Linked DNA regions of Homo sapiens: region 1 is linked to region 2. Evidence: read pairs that join two places in POLR2A ChIA-PET (ENCODE). Cell type or tissue: K562. All regions are shown on one strand. Region 1 overlaps LOC124901394 (a long non-coding RNA gene). Region 2 overlaps RNF217 (ring finger protein 217).

Evidence for each region. Peaks named below come from ENCODE experiments on the same cell type or tissue, not always from the same donor. Only the 100,000 strongest peaks of a DNase experiment are listed, where the experiment ranks them.
Region 1: POLR2A ChIA-PET joins it to region 2 with 5 read pairs; 2 of 35 experiments call an interaction of 5 or more read pairs at or near these places.

The regions. Positions count from the first base shown.
Region 1 is chr6:125,117,311-125,121,310 of GRCh38, forward strand. LOC124901394 (a long non-coding RNA gene) reads right to left here. Exons shown (of 2, transcript XR_007059735.1): 2 at 317-821. Among named protein-coding and RNA genes, the nearest start is that of TPD52L1, 34 kb to the right of the region's middle. In K562, no CTCF peak of the experiment used is centred here; no DNase peak of the experiment used is centred here.
Region 2 is chr6:125,002,861-125,006,860 of GRCh38, forward strand. All of the region lies in intron 1 of RNF217 (ring finger protein 217), which reads left to right. Among named protein-coding and RNA genes, the nearest start is that of RNF217-AS1, 42 kb to the left of the region's middle. In K562, no CTCF peak of the experiment used is centred here; a DNase peak (open chromatin) is centred at 1,621.

The DNA of each region.
Region 1 (4,000 bases), 110 kb after region 2:
CTCCTTAGAAAGCCTTTCCTTCTCCCCATCAACCATCTCACTGCACAGATTTGATGGCATGACGTCTTGCTCGAAGTCTACTTACTTGTTCTTGAATACTGCTTGATATTGTTATTAAACATACTGATTCTTAAATTTTTGAAATCCCAATCATCATCCTTAACATTTGTAAATTTTTTACAATTATAACCATCATATTATAAATGATGAAAGATATCTCAAAAGTTTTTTTTTAACATTCCTCGAACACTCTTTGGAACCATCTTTCTTGCTTTCAATAAATTCTATTCTCTAGACACTCCAAATGAACCTTCACTTTGAAATGACACACTATTTTTATTTTTCTCAATCCAACTTACCAAATTCAAGTCCTTAATTCTTTTTTTGAGGTATTAGCATATGGGGGTGTGAAAAGGAGGGTAGAAAATGAGAAATTACTTAATGAGTAAATATATGTTATTCAGGTGATGGATGCTATACAAACCTTTGAGTTGACCACTACACAATCTATGCATGTACAAAATTGCATTTGTATCCCATAAATTTATACAAAACATGCATTAACGTATGACAATGAATTAATATATCACCAATTTGTAAGAACATATTTGGTTTTTAACAACTGTCTTCAAGGTACCCAGAATAGTGACTCACAGGAAGATTTCAAGCATCATCTTAAGTCAGGAGTTATTCTTGGCAAAGAGCTGTATTGACACCTCATTAACACGCCAAGGCGATGTGTGTCTGCTTTGTTCCTCTTTCAGTGCATCCTAGTTCCATAGGGTAAGATTTGAAGATAACAACTATTACTTCTTCAATGTCTAGAGAATAAGAAAGGAAAAACTAGGAATGAGAAAATATTATATTAGTATAGTAAATTTGAATTTTATAAATGAACATTTTAAATTCTTTAATTCTGACAATATGATAGACTAGACAGCCTGATACCATTCCACTAAATACAAATGTATATATACTTAAATTGTTGAAAATGTTAAATATACTTTTCATAAAAAGAGATAACTAAAAAATAGTAAAGTAAATATGAGGACCGAGAGAACTGTCAGCGGGTATCTGGAGAAAGAAGGATCCTTGGAGGCATACAGAGTTTCCTATTTCCATGAAGAGAGAAATAAGGGGGGCGGCGAAGTCTTGGAATTACAAAGGGTGAAAAGCCAAATGGGAGAATATCCTTAATAAAGTTTCAACTCAAAAAGAACTATAACCTCAGATAAAGGAATTGTTAAATCAAGTTTAGCATAAAGCTTCCTTCCTACATATTTTAAGTCAGGCCTAAAGGTGTTTCTATACATCTTGAACTATAACAAGTGAAGGTATAAACAGACCATAGCCTACACCTGTGCCAATCACCGAGTTCTGGCCAGTCAAATGTAGCCAACTGTTCGAACCTGTTCAAATAAAGCAAACACTGAGCTATAACCAATCCAGCTGTTTCTTTACCTCTCTTCAATTTTCTACATGTCACTTTCCTTTTTCTGTCCATAAATCTACCATGTGGCTGCTCTGGAGTCTCAGAGACTACTCTGGCTGTGAAGGCTGCCCAATTCATGAATCATTCATTAAATTAGTTAACAATTGTAACAATTTGGCTGAAGCTTTTCTTTTTCTTTCTTTTTTTTTTTTTTTTTTTTTTTGAGACAGAGTCTAGCTCTGTTGCCCAAGCTGGAGTGCAGTGGCGTGATATCAGCTCACTGCAACCTCCGCCTCCCGGGTTCATGCCATTCTCCTGCCTCAGCCTCCTGAGTAGCTGGGACTACAGGTGCCCGCCACCAGGCCCGGCTAATTTTTTGTATTTTTAGTAGAGGCGGGGTTTTGCAGTGTTAACCAGGATGGTCTCGATCTCCTGACCTTGTGATCAGCCCACCTTGGCCTCCCAAAGTGCTGGGATTACAGGCTTGAGCCACCGCGCCTGGCCCAGCTTTTCTTTTATTAGATAGCAATGAGGATGGGATCCGAAGTAGAGCTTCCAACGACCCTCAGGAGCGCTGAGCGACCAAGTGAAGTACCTACAGGACCCATTTGTGTTCACTGATCTATTGGAGCAGCTGGGGATTGTGGTAAGTTCTCTCTGGCATTTCAGAGCTCCACGGATTTGTGTTTTGAGCTCACTGAGTTTCTTTGAGCAAATTTGTGATCCAAACTGGTTTTGGAAGTCATGACAGAAACTGGACTGGGTCCAGGATCACATTTGACCCAGTAATTAACTGACTTGGATCCAGTTAGAGGCCTCGCACATCTGACTGGGTCAGAAAGAAACTGGTGGTAAATAGTAATATTGCAGGGGGTGTAAAAATTTGGCTTTTGAAAATTCAAAGGGATTTTTGTGTTCTACCTTTTTTTTTTTTCCACTTTTCTTGTGTGCTTAGGTAGGAGGAAAAAAATCATTAATTAAGTCAATCAAGGGAACCTAGAAACAAAACCAATATTTTAGGTAAAAAATGGGATCCTTAATTTTTGGAAAACTGAGTTCCCTCCAGCTTATACATGCGTAAGTGTTAGGCCCCAGAAGTAGTGAAGTCTTAGAGTAATAGTGAAATCTTACTAAAGATAACTTACAGTGGAATGTTCCAAATGAATAAAACTGCACTAAAGTGCGTTTGAAAATGAGGGCTCCCAAATTAGTCTCCTGTAGGCATGGCTATTGATATGCAGAAGCTTCTAAAAAGATTTCAGTATTTTTATTTAAAGACTTTACAAAAGGCAAATAAAAAACTTAAGCGACTAATTGATTTTAAAAAATTAAATTTGCTTTGCACTTTTTGCTGACAGCTGTGGGTGACAGGATTAGGCATGTATAGGACCACTGGACATGGGGAGCTTTTTTTCTTTCCAAAGCGGGAAACATGAGAGCTGATGGGACTGCTGGAAAAGATCCCTTTGCGACTGACAAGCAACTGCCTGAACTTTTGATTCAGCATTGCTGGGATGGGTGGGTCTTTCTCTGGCTTCCCTGAGCTCCTGCCTTCCCCACTCTGCCACAGGCAATGCTTTTCTCTCTCTCTCTCTCTTTTCCCTTTCTTACCTTTTCTGTTACTCCGTGCAACCATCTTCCCCAGAGACCACATGTTGAAACTCTTTTAATCCACTTTAAATGGATTAAAGATGACAGGGCCCATCTAGGGCCAAGTTTGAGACTTGCCAATTTGATATTGGGTGCTAAGCAGAGTGGCTAATGTCTATGTTTTGTCACATGTATTTTGCTCTGGCTGGAATGAAAAATGTATATTCAGTTCTGCTGGTTGGGGAGCAACTTGCAAAATTGAGAGGTTTTTGCCTGTGGTTCCAAGATTTTCCTTTATGACACGGCTTGGCGCCCAGAGCTATGGTGTGGTGAGCAGGGTCACTAAGGCCACTCAGGGAAAGAGAACCCAGAAACCTGACATGCCAGCAAAACGGTAAGAATTTCTTACCAGTCAGACTTCTGGCCTCTTTCTCTCTATGCAAACTGGCTGAATGAATGGTAAAAATCACTGTTTATCTCCTCTGTAAAATTTTGATTAATGGGAAAAAGGATTTGTGAGGCTAGTCATGAGCTGTAGTGAATCTGTTGTACTCTGTGCTATGAATGTCTTTCTGTATCTTTCTGTCAGAAAGAGGGGTGCCTTAGGATAGAACACGAGCTTAGGACCCCGTTACCCTGCTGTTCAAGATGGCCCAGAAAACTGGTCAATAAGGTTCTTGGGAGTTTGACCTTGTAACCACGTGGTGGTTACTTTCTCTTTGTCTCCACCATCCAGAGGACGGGAATTTTGGAGATCATGTTTTTACCGGTGGAAGGTATCCAAGTTACTGGCAGCAAATCCCCATGGGTCTGCAGCAACCTCGATTCTTGCTTCTCAGAAAAACGAATTCGACTGAGGGACATAAGGCAGAAAAAGAAACTGAGGCAAGTTTTGAGCAGGAGTGGAAGTTTTATATTTAAAAGGCTTTAGAACAGGAAAGGAAAGAAAGGAAGGTATGCTTGGAAAAAACCCAAGTG
Region 2 (4,000 bases):
AGGCAGAGGAGGCTACTTGGTATATTGTAATAGTTCTGGGTCTACAGCATAAGGCAATTATATCATGTAAATCAGAGCAACCAGGATGCTATGGAGTCAGAAAATCTTGTTATTATCCTAATAATGAAAGTATAAAAAATTGGCTGCATATTAAAAGGACTGATTTAGTAATAATAGTGGTAGCCAAAGATTAAATGGCCTACCTTAGTAAGTAGTGAGGCCCTTGTCATTTTAAACACACACGCACACAAACACACACACACACACATACCTATTCACCTTCAGAGTTGTAAGGGAGGCTAAAAATCAGATATATGGGTGAGTAGAAGAGATTTAACATTTGATTTTCAACATAGGATCACAGGATTTAGTGATTAGCAGAATCGAGAGGCTGTATGGTTGTACAATCACTGATAAGATAATGAAGTAAGCATATCATAGTGGAAAATAACACTGGCTCTGGAGTCAGACTGATAGGGATTAAAATCCCAGCACTGCTGGTTTTTGGTATGTGACCTTGGAAAAGTTAGTTAACTTCCTTAAGCCTCAGTGTCTTCATGTTACAATGGTGATACAGTAACTACTACATAATAAATACTCAGAAATTATTAGATAGCAACATCATTATCATCATCGTCATCCAAAGATGATTGTAGGAATAAACTTTAGAGATTCACTGCACAGTATGGTGACTGTAGTTAATTTATATTTTAAAATTGCTGAAAGAGTAGATTTTAAATATTCATAAACATATAAGGTGATGGATTTGTTAATTAGCTTGATTTAATCATTCCACAATATATACCTATATTAAAATATCACATTATACCTTATAAATATGTATATATAATTATTTGTCAATTTTAAAAATACAGGTAGTTATAGCAAAGGAAAAACCCAATGTGATTTTTTTATTGTCTTTATCTATTATCAGAGCTCATACCATAAGAAGCTCATAGCTTCTTATATGCTATGTCTTGTAGTCCTCATAATCTTGTTAGGTACGTGGTTTTGAAGGAGAAATTGAGGTTCAGATACGTTAGGGAAGGCCTATTATGGGAACTCAGAACTAATTGATCAACATCTGTGTTTAAGCTTGTTGTCCAGTAGCCAAATGATGTCAAGTGCTGCAAAAATCTGCACCTAAAACACTTTTTGGATTAGACTTTTTAATTCTAATCTTTCTTTAAATGAGGGGTTACAGTTTTTTTCTTTAAAATTCATCCATCAAATAAGGTTGCCTTTCTTAGAGGCAGCTTTGAAATAAAATCTAAAAGGAAATATTAGACAAATGTTAAATTATATTAAAGAAAACAGGGCTTGCCAGTTATATTTCCCCTTTTGTTGTAGGGCACACATCTAATCCTTACCCTGTTACTGAGTTACAGTTTGATTGTGACCACAAAAGTAATCACAGTCAACAGGAATGGCTGGCACAAGAACAGCTGGCATCAGGTGCAACTTTCTCTCTCCTCCATCCTAGTTAAGTGCCATTACTTATGCCCTTACCCTTGGATTGTACCAGCACTGTCTAGCCAAGATAGTTTTCCTGTGGCTGATGAATCACATGGTAAGAGGGATGAGGGTGGAAGTTGAGGGAAGATAAGCAGAACAGTGAAGATCCTAGCCCTGGGGAGAATAACTGTCTGGCAAATTAAAGATAACGAGAATGACTTTCTTCCCTGCCTAGGAAATTGCCTCCAAAGGTAGGTACAGAAGTGTTCTAAGTTGGGATAGTATCACTGGGAGAAGAACAAGGCTTCTAGTGAAGTGCTGTGAAGGCCTAAGTCTTTTTAAATGATCCTCTGTTTCACTTGTTGTTGAAAGGGAAAGTTAAAATTATAAATGCCTAAATATATGCACAAAGGACAAGAACCACAGCTCGTGTGTAATTCTGGTGTGTTTCTTAGAAAGTCTCACTACTTTATATTAATAATTACACAAACTATACAGGTTTTTTCAGTAGTTGACAAAAGGAAATAAAGGCACTTTCTAAAGGCCTTGTCTTAGTCCATTTTTTGCTGCTATAACAGAATACCACAGACTGGGTAATTTATAAAGAAAAGAGATTGATTTGGCTTATGGTTCTGGAGGATGGGAAGTCCAAGTGTATGGTGCTGGCATCTGGTGAAGACTTTTGTGCTGTGTTATTCCATGATAGAAGGGCAAGCCAGGGTGCCAGGCAGAAAGGGAAAGGGGGCAGAACTCCCAGGATAACAGCATTAATCTGTTCATGAGGGCATAACCCTCGTGACCTAAACACCTCTTAAAGTCCCACCTCATAATGTTGCAATGGCAATTAAATTTCAACATGAGCTTCAGAGGGGATGTTCAAACCATAACAGGCCTGTATGTTAGGTTTATAACTACTATGGAAAGGACTGATGTAAACTCAGCCTCAAACTTGGCGTCTCAGGTCAGTCAGAAAAGTGCCTAAAGCTTCTTCACTCTGAAATATCAGCATATTGAGACATCAAAGGATAAAAAATTCTGTGCAAAATGTTGACTCTGCAACTTAAAGACAAATATGGCTTGCATAACATAAGGGTACAAGGTGAAACTCTTTAATCATGATGAGAAAGCAGAAAGACATTGTATTTTGCAGGCAAGAGAATAAACTTGATCTCTGCAGGAAAGTCATGATAAAAACAGGTATGTTTGGATTGGGTTTTCAGTCATCAACTGGTCATCACTGAAGCTTCCTATAACAGCTCTTTAAAGTTTCCTTTGAAAATCTTTTGAAAGAACTTTTTTCTTAAATCCATACCTTTGAAATCTTGAAGGAGCACTTAATTTTTAAGAATCTTTAAGATATAATGCTAGAAATTCATGTACCATATTACATTCGAAATATGATTTCATGTGGTTATTTATTCTGTTATTAGATAAAACTGTATGCAATAGAAAGCTTTCAAATATAGACTTGTTTAATTAAATATGGTTTTGTATAGAACATAAGGTATTAGAGCATAGTTAGGAATTATGGGAAATTATTATTATTTATACTGGAAATTCAGGCTTGATTTATGTCACACTCTAAGAATAGTATTTAAAATTCAGATAAAAATCATTTATACTGTGCCAGCCTTGAGGAATAGGTCAGAAAAGGTGTTTGTTATAAGAACTTGGTAATGGGCTGTTAATTAATTAAATAGTTTTTGAGGCACGCTGCCAGGCCCAGGAAAGTGCTTTCAAAGTCTGTACTGTTTCCATAGCTCCTGCAAATGATAAGAGGCTTGAGGATACTTCCCAGGAACTCCTGCCTTTTTGGAGGTGACTCTGTCAGTTAAAGTGTGAATGAAGAGTGGAGCATAAAAGTAGAGTATCCCTTTATGTTGGAGATGTTTATGTTGCAATAAATGAAGAAAAATAAGTTATGAACTTTTGACTCGAGTTTCCAAAATTCACATTATAACTGTGATGCAGGAGCTGAGAAATTTCCATTAAAAGAGTTGTTCAATGCAGGTGATTAATAATACTCAACTCCTAACCACAGGGCTATAGAAAAGTTAAAATTGTTTAATCTCACTTTCCTAGCATAGTTACTATTATAATATTATTTTACTTGTACTCATTTTTTCTATTATGTTATATAGTTACAATTATTCCACAGAAATTTACAGCATGCTTTTTTAAACTTAGATTTATTTAACATACATTTTCAAATTTGCTTCATAAACTTCATAATTAATTTCAATGAAAGCATACTATTCTGAGCAAATATATAACAACCTAATAGTCTCCTATCAGTGGACATTAAAAATTATTTCTGAGTTTTGATTTTTACTATTAAAGTTGAATGCATGGGCTGGGTGTGGTGGCTCATGCCTGTAATCCCAGCACTTTGGGAGGCCAAGGTGGGCGGATCACCTGAGGTCAGGAGTTCAAGACCAGCCTGGCCAACATGGTGAAACCCCATCTCTACTAAAAATACAAAAATTAGCCGGGTGTGGTGGTGCGTGCCTGTAATCCCAACTACTCGGGAGGCTGAGGCAGGAGA